Linked DNA regions of Homo sapiens: region 1 is linked to region 2. A link is a contact called in ENCODE POLR2A ChIA-PET data. All regions are on one chromosome and are shown on one strand. Each heading gives the region's core, a stretch centred on a gene start or an enhancer-like site at or near the end of the contact. The rest is flanking DNA. Distances are from core to core; before and after follow the strand shown. Region 1 has its middle 37 kb from the start of LINC02072. Region 2 overlaps SPAG9 (sperm associated antigen 9).

The links. ChIA-PET counts read pairs that join two places held with the same protein, here RNA polymerase II (POLR2A).
Region 1: POLR2A ChIA-PET joins it to region 2 with 22 read pairs in A673. The contact joins two enhancer-like sites. POLR2A ChIA-PET finds 5 or more read pairs at or near these places in 3 of 52 experiments (A673, activated CD4-positive, alpha-beta T cell and activated T-cell).

What each region holds. Positions count from the first base shown.
Region 1 is chr17:51,371,418-51,375,392 of GRCh38, reverse strand. No RefSeq gene overlaps it. Among named protein-coding and RNA genes, the nearest start is that of LINC02072, 37 kb to the right of the region's middle. RefSeq lists a silencer at 1,231-1,525. Within about 2 kb of position 2,617, at least 3 of the 41 ENCODE cell types and tissues checked have a DNase peak (open chromatin) inside an H3K27ac peak, as active enhancers do.
Region 2 is chr17:51,027,736-51,031,488 of GRCh38, reverse strand. The region is part of intron 6 of SPAG9 (sperm associated antigen 9); the gene reads left to right. Among named protein-coding and RNA genes, the nearest start is that of SPAG9, 91 kb to the left of the region's middle. Within about 2 kb of position 1,513, at least 4 of the 41 ENCODE cell types and tissues checked have a DNase peak (open chromatin) inside an H3K27ac peak, as active enhancers do.

The DNA.
Region 1 (3,975 bases), core at 1,368-3,867, 340 kb before region 2:
TTGGAAATGTTGTTTGGTTCAAACTAATGTTTTGAAAAATGGAAAATTCCATATTCATGGATGATGTATTCACAACCCTCCTCCGAAAGTTTACTTTTCAAAACCAACAAGCAACACAAAGGACTGATTTGGCTTTCAGTTGATGAGTATGAGAAGTAAGGGCCCGAGGAAGAGTGGGCCGTGCTCTCAATCATGCCCAGTCCCCGGCAGCTCCAGCAGGAGGGATCACAGCCGCCTATCAAAGGCTTCATCTGCTGAAACAAAGCCAGACCCTGCATATTCTGCTCGGAACCCCTATGTGCCTCATTTGCTGGCAAGATGATCTTGTTCTCTGCTTCTGTTTCCCCTTCGTGGACTCTAGCACTTCCTCTGCTTCCCAGCAAGCGTGAAGTCTTCCAGGACTCCGAGCTCAGCCTGCAATTCCACTCCTGGCTTCTCCTACTGCAAGGTGTCTTTTCCTTACCGTACACCCCCTCCCAAACCCTCTTTCCCCCCTACTCCCCATTCAATGCCAGCACACCACAGGATGGCTTTCGTGAATGTTTTTAAATGTCTCAGAAATGTATTACAATGGAAATGTTTGTCATTTTTATCCAGGTCTATTCCCCTAAAAATGTGGGCTGTCTTGAGAAAACTTCAATAAGGCAGGATGCTGCTTTCAGAGAAAAGAGACTCCAGGAGAAGCTGGGAAACTTGCAACCTTATTGAGGAGGACCTGGGGAAAGAGAGGCCTAGGAGATGGCAACCCAATAAGGGGCACAATTGGCCAGAAAAAAGGAGCTGTCCAGGAAGGGATGAACCCTCAAAAGCTACCCATAGGAGTTTTCAGGGCCTGATTCACCCCAGGTGGGCTTCTCCAGGAAAAACATCCCAAAGTCACATACCCTGAGACAGGCAATGCAGCCTTCGGTTCAGATGCTGCTGCTGGCAGTCCTGTGGGAAGAAGGTAGAGACTGAGAAGAGGGAAGGGAAGTGTGCAGAGGAAGTCAAGAAGCTGACGTTACTGGGCATCGGGTACCCACCGACAAGGCTTGTGCAATTTCTCCATTGTTTACAAAGCAGGCATTTCACCAAAACAAGGCTCTTTAGTTTGGTGATGTTATACAAAGAGTGCAATATTTAGGACATATTTATACTAAAATATTGTTCATTGTTTATCTGAAATTCAAATTCAACCTTTGTCCTGTATTTTACTGGCAAACCTAGGAGGGTGGGGAGCCTTCCAGAAGGGATACAAAACCACCTACCCAAGCTGTGATGACAGCCTACCCACACCTCTCCCCCAAGGTGAAACCTACACTACCATCAGCACAGATGAAGGACAGGCTCACATTTGAAAGGGAGAGTCAAGGGGGGTCAGGATGAAGATGCGACAAAGAAGTGCTCCCAGCTCCCTGCATCCAGCCTGGGCTCTGGCCCAGTTCCCAGACCAAGGGTCTAAGCATACATGATGTAAGTAGCTCCTACACCTACCTGTCCATCACCTCCAGGAAGTATTGTATCCCTCACCCTGTGACACCTTCCCCGAAGTACATTTGTGGTCCCTACAGCAACATTTTTAAATTTTAATCTTGACTATGTAAATGATAGCTGTAAATGATTATGCAAATGGTTCACTGTAAAAGAAATGGAAAATAAAGGAAACCCTAAGTGAAAGAGAGAACAAGAGGCAATCCTATTGTGCTGAAATGCTCTCTTGCAGTCTTTTCATATGCATATATGAACTTCTATTTACATAGCTGGCATCATACCATACATTCATGGTTTTCCCTTGTTTTTACTCCAGCTGTTTTTTCATTTGACATCATCCCATTCAACTCAACTTTAGTCAATAAATATTTACCAAATGTCTGCTATAGGCGCCTCACTGTGTGCGGAGCAGTAAACAAGCCTGACACAGTCTCTGCCCTGTGATGCTGTGGTTCAAGGTGGGAGTCAGAGACTGAACCAGGGAGATAAAAAGTGAATTAAATAGTCTCCTACAAAGTCTGCAATATAATTCAATTGTACATTTTGCTTTCGAGGAAATATGTTCTTAGAAATACAGAGAGAATATTTTAAAGGGTTATATTTAAAGTAAATATTTTGTGTATGACTCTAAGTCGTAGAACATTTAAATGAAAATAGGTATTGCCTATTTGAATTTATTTGTGCCTCACGTGAACCCCGAGGCTTCCTGGGATTGCTACTTAACAAAGCACTGTGATGTCTGAAGGGCCAACATGTTCTTCTACCACATGATTTTGGGGTCTGCCTCCAACACTTCTGTGTGACACTTTTGTGTGAATAGACTATAAGTTCTTTAACACGTTATAGATAAACATTTACATTGATTCTAAACATTTACTTTTATAATAACAGAGCAATGAACATCTTTGTGCATGAATATCTGTGTGTGCAAACCTGATTATTTATTTGGGATAAACTCTATCATCCATATAAAGAATGAGTCTGGGACAGAAATTGGCTGGTTATACACAAAACCTACTTCCTCATTCTCCCGGGCACAGGCTAGACTACATTTCCCAGCCTCTTTTGTAGTTAGGGATGGCCACATGACTCATTTCTGGCCAATGGAATGAAGGCGGAAGTGATGTTTCCATCCCCACTGGGCCTGGCTGGAATGCCTCCCGTGTGTGCTCCTCCATGTTCTTTCTACTTCTTGTAAGAATCTGTAGAAGCCACGTGTTGAAAATGGAAGAGTCCCAAGTTGGAAGGAGGTTGGGTGCTTCTATCACCATTTGAGGAAGAATTACCCACTAGCTGATCAGGGATCAGCCATTTTGAACATTACACAAGCAGGAAATGAACTTCTATTGTGGTAAGCCACTGAGATTTTAAGTTTTATCTGTTATAGCCACTAGTGTTAACTAATACAGGAGTCCTGCCTTCACTTCCCCTGCCTGAGTCCAATCCAGGTATGCCCAGCTGGGCATCTCAGGTGGTAGAAATGCCATGGTCCCCACTCAAAGTTTCCTCTCCATTCGTGTATGCACCTATCCACAGGAACCAAGCCCCCAGTCTTTCTCCTGATAGTCTTCCTCCTAGGAATCATCCCAAAAGCTGAGCCTCAGTGGAAGCTGCCCTACCCAGATATCCACCTGGGAAGACCCCAGAGAAAGCCACTGGCTGCCTACCCTGGGATTTGTTTTGTAGCCTCTGCATCTAGAAGACCAGCACCAATTTCTACTCAAGGAACAAAAAGAATCTATACACATCACAGAATAAATAACCCCACAGATTACAAATAACCCATTCTCCAGGCTCACTGGCCTCATTCTATGCCCGGAAACCTCTGTGTCATTTTGTCTCTATGTCTCTTTCATCAGAAAGCAAAATGCACAATGTAGCTCTGTTCTGGGAAGAGCTATGGGTTACTGCAAATGGAAGCGTCTGACTATGACTGCCGGACTGCCTGGAGTTTGGGTCAGCAGGGGATGTCAGCTTTTCAATCCCTCTCTAAAAGCCCCTTCCCCCAACTATGCATTAGGGAGACTTCTCTGTAGCTGGAAGACAGACGCTTAGTGTTCCTTCCTGGAGGCTGCAAGCCCATCCATCCTTGTGCTGTGATTGCCATCTTGTGGCAGAGAGACAACAAGGCAATGGGGGAGGACCCAACCAATGATGAGCCTCCCAAGAGCACCACGAGATGATGGTCAAAATCAGAGTTCCTTTGTCTGCCCCCACCACCCACCACCAAAAAAAAAAAGCGTCCTGCTCTCTGTTTACCATTCCCCAAATCATATGCTTTGGGGATTCTCTGCAACTGGTTTTTTTATTTAGCTATTATAAAAATGATACATGCCCATCATTTACAAATTTAGGCCGGGTGCAGTGGCTCATGCCTGTAATCCCAGCACTTTGGGAGGCCAAGGTGGGCGGATCACAAGGTCAGGAGATCGAGACCATCCTGGCCAAAATGGTGAAACCCCGTCTCTACTAAAATACAAAAAATTAGCCAGGCGTTGTGGCGCG
Region 2 (3,753 bases), core at 264-2,763:
TCCTTCCCCAAAGTAAGCATTTTTAAATAAAGGAAAGAAAATATAAGTAAATTCTGTGAAATTCAGCCTGTTTGCATTTATCCAGCTCTATGTAATGGTATACTTTCCAGAAATACCTTCTTCAGGGCATAATGTATGTAACTTGTATTTGTCCTGAATGTGGCCTAGTGTGTCATCTTACAGTGGACTGCTTCCTTAGTTTAATAGAGTTCTTCATCTCCAGTCAGGGCACCATCCAGCTTTATTCATCAAACATCTGTTAAGAGCCTACTACAGGCCAGGTGTGGTGGCTCATGCCTGAAATCCCAGCACTCTGCCCAGGCAGGCGGATCACTTGGTCAGGAGTAGGAGTTCAAGACCAGCATGGCCAGTATGGTGAAATCTTGTCTCTACTAAAAATACAAAAATCAGCCAGGCATGGTGGCAGACACCTGTAATCCCAGGTACTTAGGAGTCTGAGGCAGGAGAATTGCTTGAACCCGGGAGGTGGAGGTTGCAGTGAGCTAAGATGGTGCCACTGCCTTCCAGCCTGGGCAACACAGCGAGACTCCATCTCAAAAAAAAAAAAAAAAAAAGCCTGCTACATGTCAGGCTTGATATGCTGGGCACTGGGGATAACAGGATATCTGTGACTTTCTCCTACGTGCTAGGTCAGGGGTTGACCTGGGTCCATGGAAGCCCTCTAGCATCAACAGTGAAACAGTATCCTCTTCCTTTGAAATATACTCAGAGTTAGGACATTCATACCTTTCCTTTAATAATTTGAATTCTCTTGAAGCTACCATTCTGTTTACACTTAGATGGATTTTACCTAAATGTGAGTATCTAGAGTTAAGGTTTTTAGTGTTTCCTTTGGGTCACAGACTCTTAGGAGTCAAATTATTTGAAACTCTCCAGAAGAATGTATGTACACACCATTTTGTAACTCTTTTATGCCACATAGCTGTAAATCAAAAGAGTTTTAAGAACCAATGCTTTAGAGACTTACTTTTACTTGGGGAGAAAGAAATGTAGGTATAAAAGTATATTTGTGTTAATAGTGAGGGATCCTATGTGGGGCTAGTTACTTGTTTGTAGTTTTGTCTTTATTTTCATTTGGCTTAAAACCCTCAAATCTAAGAGACAAACTTAGGTAGCAGAGTTGCTTGCCTTTATATGACTTATTTCAGAAGTTAGGCTACTCAGGAAAACACTACATTGGCATGTAGTGTCTGTAAGTTGAACTGAATGGGATAATTCATTTTCTCTAGTTGTAAACATAGTTTATAGTCTGTTAGAAAATAGTTATGCTGCAATGCCAGATAATCCATGACATATATATTCTGTATAGCACTAAGCACATGGTGCATTTGGTAAATGGAACAACTGAAAATATTTTGAAGAGCTTATAGACTTTTAGCCTGATATTTAAAACCCATAAGAAAATGGCACAAAGACCAGATTGCTTTTACTGCAGTATCTCAAGTGAAACTGAAAGTAATGACGTTTATTTTGTGTGTGTGGTAAAAACACATAAAAATTACCATCTTATGACCTCTGATGTGGTCTCCACAGGGAGGAAAAAAATGACCATTTTAACCATTTTTAAGTATATAGTTCAATAGTGTAAGTATACAGTTCAATAGTGTTATGTATATTCATATTATTGTAAAACAGCACCAGAGCTTTTTCATCTTGCAAATCTAAAACTCTGCACTCATTAAATAATAACTTCCTTTCCAACTACTGTAGCCCCGGAAACTACCATTTTACTTTATGTTTCTATGAATTTGATGTCACATATTAAATACCGCACATAAATAGAATTATGTAGTGTTTGTCTTTTTGAGACTGGCTTATTTCATTTAGCATAATGTCCTCAAGGTTCATTCATGTTATAGCATGTGACAGAATTCCCTTCCTTTTTAAGGCTGAGTAATATTTATTTGATTGTATGTGTACACCATATTTTGTTTATTTATTTGTTAATGGACATTTGGGTTGGTTTCACCTTATGGCTGTTACGAATAATGCTTTTGTGAATACATACCCAGAAGTGAGATTGCTGGATGATATGGTAGTTCTATTTTTAATGTTTTTAGGAACTTTCATACTGTTTTCCAGAGTGGTTGCATCATTTTACAATCCTACCAACAATGCACAAGTGTCTAATGTATTCACATCCTCTTTTTCTTGATAGTGGTCATCCTGATGGGGGCCAGGTGATGATATCTCATTGTGGTTTTGATTTGCATTTCTCCAGTGATTAGTGGTGTTGATCATCATTTTATATGCTTTTTGGCCATTTGTGTTACATCTATTTTTTTTCAAAGCACAATTTAAATATGCACAGACATGCCATTCTTTTATATGCACTTCCAAATCTTGTACTAGCTTTTTGTGAACATTCTCTAGTGACATGTACACCTATGATGTGGCAGTTCCCTAAAGGCTCTAAAGGGGAAAATGGGGCTATAAAATAAATATGTTAGAAAGAGACTTGATGACTGCGTAAGTCTCCATGTTTGCCACCACTCATGCCATTGAAAAAGATATCTTAATGATGTCAGACAATAGGATTTGATAGGCTAGTGGTCATTTGCAGTCAAGAGTATTAGCCAAAACAGCACAACCTGGCAAGTGACCTGTAAAGTCTAATATAAAATAGGAATTTGCAGTGTCAAGAAGCCACAGATTGAATGTGAAATGACAGCATGCAACTCCCCTGGAACTTTATGTTGAATGATTCATAATAAATGCTTTTCAATTAGGACCTCTTAAGAATTTTCCCTTGTTTGCATACATAGTCATGTGTCGCTTAACAACAGAGATACATTCTGAGAAATGTGTACTTAGGTGATTTTGTTGTAGGAACATCATAGAGTGAATTTACCCAAACCTAGACAGTATAGCTTACTACACACCTGAACTATATGGTATGGCCTGTTGCTCTTAGGCTGCAACCTGTGCAGCATGTACTGAATATTGTAGGCAGTTGTAACACAGTGGTAACTATTTTGTGTACCTAAACATAGAAAAGATACAGTAAAAATACAATATGAAAAATTTAAAATGGTATACCTCTATAGGGCACTTACCATGGATGGAGTTTGCAGGACTGCAAATGCTCTTGGTGAGTCAGTGAGTGAGCAGTGAGTGAATATGAAGGCCTAGAGCATTACTGGACATTACTGTAGACTTTATAAAATGCTGTCCACTTAAACTATACTACATTTATTTAATTTTTTTCTTCAATAATAAATTAACCTTAGCTTACTGTAACTTATTTACTTTATAAACTTTAAATTTTTTTACCTTTTTGATTTTTTTGTAATAATGTTTAGCTTAAAACACAAACACATTGTATAGCTCTATGAAAATATTTTCTTTATATCCTTATTCTATAAGCTTTTATCTATTTAAAAAAAATTTTTTTTTTTTTTGCTTTTTAAACTTTTTTGTTAAAAACCAAGACACACACATATTATTAGCCTTGGCCTACACAGGGTCAGGATCATCAATGTCAGTATCTTCCACCTCCACATCTTGTCCCACTGGAAAGTTTTCAGGAGCAATGACACACATGGAGCTATCACCTCCTATGATGACAGTGCCTTCTTCTAGAGTACTTCCTGAAGGACCTACCTGAGGCTGTTTTATAGTTAACTTTATTATTATTTTTAAGTAGAAGGAGGAGTATACTTTAAAATAACAATGAAAATTTTAGTAAATACATAAACCAGTGACATAATTGTTTATCATTATCAAGTATTA